2 separate regions of the Homo sapiens genome follow, and region 2 is linked to region 1. The links are chromatin contacts, found by Hi-C or POLR2A ChIA-PET in ENCODE. All regions are on one chromosome and are shown on one strand. Each heading gives the region's core, a stretch centred on a gene start or an enhancer-like site at or near the end of the contact. The rest is flanking DNA. Distances are from core to core; before and after follow the strand shown.

The links. A loop is a pair of places that touch in the nucleus more often than their neighbours do. ChIA-PET counts read pairs that join two places held with the same protein, here RNA polymerase II (POLR2A). Pooled maps may share reads with other maps.
Region 2: a loop to region 1 is called in a map of PC-3, with 4 times the contacts of the local background. The contact joins two enhancer-like sites. A Hi-C loop is called at or near these places in 3 of 168 maps with a recorded cell type or tissue (MCF 10A, PC-3 and PC-9) and 3 of 50 pooled maps. POLR2A ChIA-PET finds 5 or more read pairs at or near these places in 4 of 52 experiments (BJ, HEK293, MCF 10A and 1 more).

Annotation. Positions count from the first base shown.
Region 1 is chr5:111,639,183-111,643,960 of GRCh38, reverse strand. The region is part of intron 1 of STARD4-AS1 (STARD4 antisense RNA 1); the gene reads right to left. Among named protein-coding and RNA genes, the nearest start is that of NREP, 120 kb to the left of the region's middle. Within about 2 kb of position 1,905, at least 2 of the 41 ENCODE cell types and tissues checked have a DNase peak (open chromatin) inside an H3K27ac peak, as active enhancers do; they include PC-3, where a contact is called at or near this core.
Region 2 is chr5:111,678,638-111,683,415 of GRCh38, reverse strand. The region is part of intron 2 of STARD4-AS1 (STARD4 antisense RNA 1); the gene reads right to left. Among named protein-coding and RNA genes, the nearest start is that of NREP, 76 kb to the left of the region's middle. Within about 2 kb of position 2,260, at least 21 of the 41 ENCODE cell types and tissues checked have a DNase peak (open chromatin) inside an H3K27ac peak, as active enhancers do; they include PC-3, where a contact is called at or near this core.

The sequences.
Region 1 (4,778 bases), core at 656-3,155:
GTGTAATGACTGATTACAAGAGCTAAAGTAATTGCCAAAATTCAGGGGAATAATAAAGCTTAGAACTGTCAACTTTATATTCTGTCTTGCCCTTTCTGTCAAGTGTAGGATTATTAAAGTCATTACCTCAGAAAAAATGTCCACTGCTATCCAGTCTGTAGCCTCACATCCCTCATTTCCAACCTTGCACCCTTCTTAGTACACACAAAATGAAATTGTTTGCCAACTGTACTCAGTAAAGATTAGAGCACTTTTGCAAACAAAGTTTGGTTCCTGGACTTGAACTAAAGAAATGAACTATGGTTTACGTGAACAATTACTGGGGTGCAGAAAGGATGTTTGTTCAAATAAGAAATGAAGTTAGGAAAGAACAAGCCCAGAGTGTTGTTTATTATCATCATGTAATGAGAACGCTTCATTGTTTTCCAATTAGATACAAAAAATGTTAAACTTTGTTTTTAGCCATAGTTGTTTGAATAATGGATACTAAACTTACCAGAATGTCAGAGAGGAAAAGAGAAGAAAACAGAGGCTGTTTTACTTATTTGAAAAGAGGTAAATAAAACAAGAGGCATACTGTTCTCTGAGTATGACCTGCTACTTAGAGAGTCATGTTGTTCTCTATGTATGACCTGCTATCCAATCCACTTCTCCTTTTTTATTTACACAGACTTGGAATTAGAAACATTACACAGATCAGTGTATCTACTTAAAATAAAAAGTATAGAAAGAAGATATTGTGTAAGGAATGTCTGACTCCTTCTTAGTAATATTGACAGCATGGAAACATGTTAATTCTCTTGAGTCCAGTTGTCCCCAAATGGTGTTTTTCTCATTTCAAGCATATGATGGTGCCATATGATTGGCAAATACTCTCTGCTAAAACTGAAAATCTATAAAGAACTAAGTAAGCACGGAAAGAGCTTGGAATATCCTATTTCTGGAGTGAAATGCATCTGTGAATTATAATAGCTGCTAGTTTCATGATCCTTCACTCCTAATCCAGTTCCCAATATTGTTGAAAGAATTGTCACAACACATCACCTTTCTATCTCAGACCACTGAATTTTTCATATCATTATCAAGTTATACTCATTCAACTCTTCTTTCCCACTTTGGAGAGATGGGGTACGATTAGAATGAAAACCAAAGTACAGCCAACTACTGGTTATGTGAGAAGACTTAACCATGAGTAAGAAGTAGTAAGACTTTTCCACCCAAGTTTTGGTCTTTTTAGTCCAGCCGATGTTAACAATTATCATTACTTGGCCAGTGCCCAATCATGACTCCAAATTAGATACCTGCACCTTACCTGGTCGTGGCCACACAAGTTATTCCACACCAACATATGTAACAGGAGCAATAATTACCCTAGGTAACACACAGTGCTACTCAGCACTCAGTAGGCACTCTTCCAAGCTATATATGAGTATTAGCTCACTTAGTCTTTACAACAACTCTGAGATTCTGTTATAATCCTGTTTCAGAGACATGCCAACTGAAGCAAGAGATTAAATAATTTGCTCAAGCTCACCCAGCTACTAAATGATACACCATGGGTAGAGTGTCTTCAAGTTTCTAACCACTGCACACACTGCTTCTCTAGTACAGTAAATATAATAAGAAAAGCAAATTAGGAAACATTCAAGTAAAACTCAATCTCATCCTGCTTGGAGCCTATCTCTTTTCAATCTGCAGGAGTATTAGTAATTGACTAACTGTTGTCCCAGGTAATGATTCTACAAGGAATACTAACGACATCCCTGGGTATATATTCTACCCAGAAACTTTGCTTAGTGAAAGTAAATGTGAGTCATGCATTTAGAATTATGTCATTCTCAGACTAGTATCTTTCTAAGTCTCTGCTCCACCCCAAGTTCAGGCTTTTGAAGGCATGTTAGTGTTTATCATTCTCTGGAAATACTCCCATCCTCTCCAAATATTGCTGTGTGGACATGCCAAATGGATTCATCTGCTCTTTATATGCATTCCCTAGACACTGTACACTAATAACTCAAGGAAATGGTCTGTCATCTTTCTCAAAGCAAAAAAAAGCCTTTGCCTCTGGTTTTTCAATCCCTTGTCCTTTCTTATTTCACTATTTTTATAAATTATTAACATTTGACTTCTTTCTTAGGTAGGAGAAATAAACGAAATTAGGCTTGTTTGTTTTTATATGGGAATAGTAGTTATTTAAGCCTAATAAATCACCAGCCTGATGAATCAGGACCTGGGAACCAGCCTGACTTGAGAGTCATGCATTAAACATAGCCTCCGGGGAACCTATCTATGAAGAAGCTGTATCTGATTCTCTCTTTTGCTTCATAGATTGTTAGACTCAGGGATCTTTTTTTTTTTTTGAGATGGAGTCTTGCTCTGTCGCCAGGCTGGAGTGCAGTGGTGCAATCTTGGTTCACTGCAACCTCTGCCTCCCAGGTTCAAGTGATTCTCCTGCCTCAGCCTCCTGAGTAGCTGGGACTACAGGCACCCGCCACCATGCCTAAGTAATTTTTGTATTTTTAGTAGAGACAAGGTTTCACCATGTTGGCCAGGATTGTGGTCTCGATCTCCTGACCTCGTGATCCACCTGCCTCAGCCTCCCAAAATGCTGGGATTACAGGCATGAGCCACCGCGCCCGGCCGGATTGTCTATAACATAGAATCTATGTTAATATTTTTATTTCCAAATGGGGATAGTAAAGCCCAGGCAGTCTGAGTGACTTGTCTAAGGTCATATAAGTTTTGGCAAAGCCAGGACTGGACCTATGTCCCAGAGCCTTCTTCTGGTAATCTTGCCATTTCAACACATTTTCTCTCTGGGTGGGTGTATTAGTTTGTTCTCATGCTGCTATAAGGACATACCCACGACTGGATAATTTATAAAGGAAAGTGGTTTAATTGGCTCACAGTTCTGCATGGCTAGGGAAGCCTCAGGAAACTTAACAATCATAGTGGAAGGAGAAGCATGCATGTCCTTCTTCACATGGAGCAGGAAGGAGAAGTGCCAAGCAAGGGGGAAAAGCCCCTTGTAAAACCATCAGATCTCATGGGAACTCACTATCATGACAGCAGCATGGGGAACCACCTGCATGATTAAATTACTTCCCACCAAGTCCCTCCCATAACACATGAGGATTATGGGAACTACAGTTCAAGATGATATTTGGGTGGAGACACAGCCAAAAAATATTACTGTCCCCCCGACCCCTCCCAAATCTCATGTCCTCACTTTTCAAAACACAATCATGCCTTTCTAACAGTCCCCCAAAATCTTTGCTAATTCCAGCATTAACCCAAAAGTTCAAGTCCATAGTTTCATCTGAGACAAGGCAAGTCCCTTCTGCCTAGGAGCCTATAAAATCAAAAGCAAGTTAGTTACTTGCCAGATACAATAGAGGTATAGGCATTGGGTAAATACACCCGTTCCAAATGGGAGAAATTGGCCAAAACAAAGGGGCTACAGTCCCCATGCAAGTCTGAAATCCAATAGGGCAGTCATTAAACCCTAAAGTTCCAAAATGATCTCCTTTGACTTTATGTCCCACATCTAGGTCACACTAATGCAAGAGGTGGGCTCCTACAGCCTTGGGAAGCTCCATCTCTGTGGCTTTGCAGGATATAGTGCCCTTCTGGCTGCTTTCACAGGATAGTGTTGAGTGTCTGTGGCTTTTCCAGGAGCATGGTGTGAGCTGTCAGTGGATCTACCATTCTGGGGTCTAGAGGACGGTGGCCCTTTTCTCACTGCTCCACTAGGCAGTAGCCCAGTGGGGACTCTGTGTGAGAGCTCTGACTCCACATTTCCCTTCCACACTACCCTAGCAGAGAGGTTCTCCATAAGGGCTCCACCCCTGCAGCAACCTTCTGCCTGGATATCCAGGCATTTCCACACATCCTCTGAAATCTAGGCAGAGGTTCCCAAACCAGAATTCTTGACTTCTGTGTACCCACAGGCTCAACACCACGTGGAAGCTGCCAAGGTTTGGGGCTTGCACCCTTGAAGCCATGGCCCAGGCTCTACCTTTGCCCCTTTTACCCATGGCTGGAGCTGAAGTGGCTGGGACACAGGGCACCATGTTCTGAGGCTGCACAGAGAAGGGGGGCCCTGGACCTGGCCCAGGAAACCATTTTTTCCTCCTAGGCCTGTGATCCTGTGATGGGGGTCCACCGTGAAGGTCTCTGACATACCTTGGAGACATTATCCCCATTGTCTTGGTGATTAACATTAGATTCCTAGTTACTTATGCAAATTTCTGCAGCCGGCTTGAATTCTCCCCAGAAAATGGTTTTTTCTTTTCTATTGCATCATCAGGCTGTAATTTTTCCAAACTTTTATGCTCTGCTTCCCCCTGAATGCTTTGGTGCTTAGAAATTTCTCCTGCCAGATACCCTAAATCATCTCTTTTGAGTTCAAAAGTTCCACAGATCTCTAAAGCAGGGGCAAAATACTGCCAGTCTCTTTGCATAGCAAGAGTAACCTTTACGCCAGTTCCCAAGAAGTTCCTCATCTCCATCTGAGTCCACCTCAGCCTGGACTTTATTGTCCATATCACTATCAGCATTTGGGTCAAAGCCATTCAACAAGTCTCTAGGAAGTTCTAAACTTTTCCCACATCTTCCTGTCTTTTTATGAGCCCTCCAAGCTGTTCCAACCTCTACCTGACACTCAGTTCCAAAGTTGCTTCCAAATTTTCAGGTATCTTTTTAGCAGCACCCCACTCACTGTGGTATGAATTTACTGTATTATTTCATACTCATGCTGCTATAGGGACATATCTGAG
Region 2 (4,778 bases), core at 1,011-3,510, 39 kb before region 1:
TTGTGTTGCCACTCTTCTTAACCCTATAATCTTAAATCTCGTTTTTTACAAAGTAAATTTCACCAGTTAGGCATAGAGTCATGCTTTACTACAATTGCCAAGTCTCGCGGGTTGTTTTTTTTTTTTTTTTTTTTGGAGCTTTTTAGTTCAGACGAAAAAGAGAGTTATGGTCTCTAACTTCCTGTCTATGGCCAGCTCTGCCATGGATGGCACTATGCCCTCTTAAATTCCCATTCTCTCCATCCACTCACATGTTGCTGAACAGCTTTGCCAGGATTTCATACAGGGAAGCCTTTATGCCATACATACAGCCTTTTCAGATGTCACCTCGAAATCATCTTCATCAGCCTTGAATACTTGGATCCCTAGAGGGGTTCCTGGCACCCTAAACAGCAGAGGCCCTGTGTGTGAGCTTGAGGCATGAAGCCACAGAGGCAACGGTACCCTCTGGTTGAAATGGGTTTTCAATAACCCATTTCAGCAGCTCGTGTGTCACTGAGCTGCTGCTTCTCCGCTCCTTTCAGTGAAGGGAAACTTCAAAATATTTGGGGCATACAGGATTCATGATGCATGTTGAACAGAGGGATTCATGCATCATTTAGAGTTTTCCTGTGCTTAAGGAGACATATGGCGGTCGTGTTTTCTAATGTAAATATCAGAACCCTTGGCTACATTTGTCGAAGCACAAGGACAGAATATTTGAAATCAAAATGATCTTAGAAAAGCCTGTGTATATGGTAAGCACATCTCTCAGGAGTTTCCAGACCAGCAATCTTTCTTTGCTTCGGGATCCCCTTGGAATTCAGTTCTCTCTGCTCTTTTTCCCAAAACACTCTCAGTTTTTCTGGTCTCTCTTCAGTGTTTGATGTTGATAGAGGTTATTTCTTTACTGAATTATTTGCCTATCACCCAGGCCACAGGCAAAAACATCAAAATATGACCATCCTTCCTGCCCCCGGGAACGTCACTAGCTGAAAACCTTGTGTGGTTCCTAAACATCAATGTGGCTGAAGTGCCATCTAACTCTAGAATCAGCTGTCTGCCCCTCACTCAGTGCTGACTCTCTACTTCCACCCCAAACTTATTTCTGCTCCGTAATGGTAATAGCAATGACGACAATGATAACCGAAATTTAGCCAGGGCTTCCTAAATCTCGGGGCCTTATTACTCATTTATATTCCCACATAGCTTCCTTTAACCCCCACCTGGGAATTTTGAGAGCTTCCCTGAGGATAACATTTAAAAGTTAAAATGAAACCTTGTTTTAATATTAAAAGCAATACTTAGAATTATATCAGACTACTAACATCAGAAAATACAGATAGCCAAAATGAAAGAAAGTGATAAAAGCACCCATGGCACAATCCCAAAGATCACAAGACAGCCTGGGTGTTCTTGGAAATTCTGCTGTTTAACAGGATTTAAACAACAACAAGCGCAGCGTTATGAGGCAGGATCTTGCACCCCAGCAAAGGTCCAAGGGAAGTGGGACTTTCGTTCCTCCAGGACAGAGTTGTGAGGAGGGGCCTTCCCATGCAGGGTGAGTTAGAGGTACCGGTCAGCCTTCCACTGCCCGGCCTTGCTCACTAAAAGCTAACATCGTAGCCCTTTGCCTCAGCCCTCCATCCCCTGCACTCTTCCCTGCCCCCCATAAATACCTGGGAAGTTGGGGAGAAGGGGTGGCTCCCAAATAGCTACTTAAGAGGGATCTAGGTTTGGCAGACACATGCAGCCCTGGTTGCTGGGGGACATGTCTGGAAACCACATTCACATAGAAAGCATACTGCTTTTATTTAGAGAGTATGTTTAAATAAACATACACAGCAGATGTTGGAGGCTGATGGAGACTGTAGTGGGGCAAAAATCCTCCTAAGAAAACCCTTGACATTGGACTGTGGTTGACCCCACCAAGGAGAGAAACTTCGTATCAGATTATGCCCCAATAGAGTGCCCCTGCCTAGAAAGAAAAGGCAGCCTCGGGTGGGCAGGGTGTTGGAGACAGAAGGGACAAAAAAAGGGGCCCATGACAATGGCTCTAGGTTATCCATTTGCCTGGGTCTGATTCCCTCAGGACCCAGGCTGCAGCAAACAGCTTGCTTTCTTTATCCTTATTGAATTAGAAGGAAGTCAAGGAAGCCTGCATGATTGTAAGTCAGGGAAATGTGAGCGACTTTCAAAAGCTTGCAACATCAAACTTTCCCATTGGAATAGAGCCAAGCCAGGGCAGATGTGTCAAAGTCTGCTTTTGGCTCCCTTGCTTGCTCACTCCAGGAAGGGGGAGGATGAAAGGAGAGACGGGAGAACAGGAAGGTGTACATATAGTCAGTAATGCTGCATTTGGTCCTAGGAAGGGAGAAGTACAGGTCAAAGGGGTCCCACTTATTGGCCATCACAGTCTGTGAAAACAAAAAGCAAAAACTGAAAAGCAAACAGCTCTCTGCACAGGAATAAAAGAGGAGGGAGGAGGACTTAATGGAAAGTCAGGGCTGCCTAGAGGCATAACAAATAATCACAGGCCGGAAAAGTACAGTGGAGGGGAAAAGGAGGGCTAGGCAGATTCCTCGGCAGGGCTTCGGGCTATTTTCTTTGGCATCGTATCAATTATGTTACTGTGGCCTCTTTGAATTTGGTCATCTAATGCTCTAAATAAATACACTGTCCACATTTTTACAGTCTTGGAGTGGGGAGAACCTTCTAAGTCTAACAGGAGGCCCAGAGTCCATGAAGGAAAGGTTGACAGTTTGGAATGATTAAAAAGTCAAAACTTCTTTTTGGCAAAAACCAGTTCACAAGAACAAATTTAAAAGCCAAATGAGGACTGTGGGAAAATATTTGCAACACAGATAAAAGACAAAGAGTTAACATCCATTATAGCTAAAATATTCCAATAAAACAACATCAAAAGACCAAAATCAGAAGGAGGGAGACTAAAATGAACAAATAAGAAGAGGCATTTTAGAGAGAAAATTACAATTGGTCAATAAATATTTGAAAAATGCTCAAACTGACAATTACATAATCCATAATACACAAAGGTTATTTTTTATTAAATTGGCAAAATTTATAAAATTTTGATGACATATAGTGTTTTTAAGCGGATAAGGAGGTAAACCCCTTCAAATTCTGTTAATGTGTAATTTCTGTCATGTGTAAATTCGTATGACATTTTTGAAAGACCGTTTGGCAGAATTTTTCAAATTTAAAATAAAGACATTCTACAACCCAGAAGTACCACTTACAGAATTTATTTTAGAAAAGTACTGGGTCTACTGGGAAAGGGACATGTGTGAGTGTGTGTGTGTGTGTGTGTGTCTGTATGTGTATATTGTAACACTGTTATAAGTGCAAAAAATGGGAGACAATGCAAATACCATCAATAGGAAAATGGATCAATAATTCATGTAACATCCATACCAAGGAATAGAACAAAATGACCAAAAAAAATGAGATGTATCTACATGCACTGATGTGGTGCTATGTTAAATGAATAAAAAGCTGTAACATCCCTTGGGGCTCTGCGGTTGCTGGCATCTCCAAGTTTTTGGGCACTGCCACATCCCGCCTTGTCCAGACGCCAGTGCCCAAGGAGGAAGCCTGTCACTGCACACCGGGACCAGCCACAGGCTAAGCGCAGAGCATGGTGGGCACAGGATCTGGGCCAGTAGTGTGAGCTGAGAGCAGCCTGCGAGTGAGCCCAGTGGGCCTGAGTGAAGTCCGGGCAGAGGCACTGATGGCCACCGAGATTTCTGGCTGGCTAAGTGGCACCAAAAGGAGTGTCACATAGGTACATATAGCATATATATGCATATAGGTAAGCATGTATTGCATATCCTTTTTACAACAATTAAGACAAATATCTATATATGTACACTTGTATCTACACTGAGGAAAGTATACACAAAGAAAACATACACACACACACACACTCAAACTGTTTAAAGTGGTTAAACGTAACGGGATGAGGCAAATGACTAACCAAAAATCATTTTTCATTTGTTACATTTCTTTCTTGTTTGAATTTGTTATAGCATTTATCACTCTTACAGTTAAAAAGCACAATAAAAAGATGTAAACCGACATGCATACATTCATATTACTCTCCTACTGTAAGCAGCAAAGTAATTGTAGCATAAGAGTGTGATACACAGAACAACACCTTTTCCTATTCCTTCAGTATTACTGACTAGTGATCATGTAATTTTGGAGAGAGCTCTAAACTGAGAGCAAAAGGACTTGGACTATAATATTCTTGGGGCTGTAATACTGAGTATTTCGGTAGAACCTATGAAGCAGTATTCACCATACTTCTACCTCAGTATTTATAAAAACAAAAGAGTCACTTTCTTTAGAATTCCTACTTATTAGAGTCATGATGAGGATTAAATGAGTTATCATGTAGAGTGTTTGTAAAGTAGTTGGCACACAGCAAGCGCTAAGTTGGTTTTATTATTATTGAAGTAGTAAGTGTCCCTTTCTTTCCCACCTCTATTGTGGGAGGAGGTAAAATTCAACTGATTTCCTGACTTTCCAAAGGCAGAGGTCTTTAAGGACTTCTCTAGTGAAATGAGGGCACATGGTAGATGGTACAAAGGGAAGACTGGCATCTCCTTCCTCCTGGAGGATTGCAGGAGCCTGTGGCCCCACCATGGGGTTCCTGGAGCACAGAGAAGGGGCTAGGGGAAAGTCAAGGAAGGTTAGTGAATGTCCAAAGAGCAAGGATCACTCTCCTGGTTTTCCATGGAATCAAGTCAAGGGTGGCAGAGACTCTTAGGATTCTC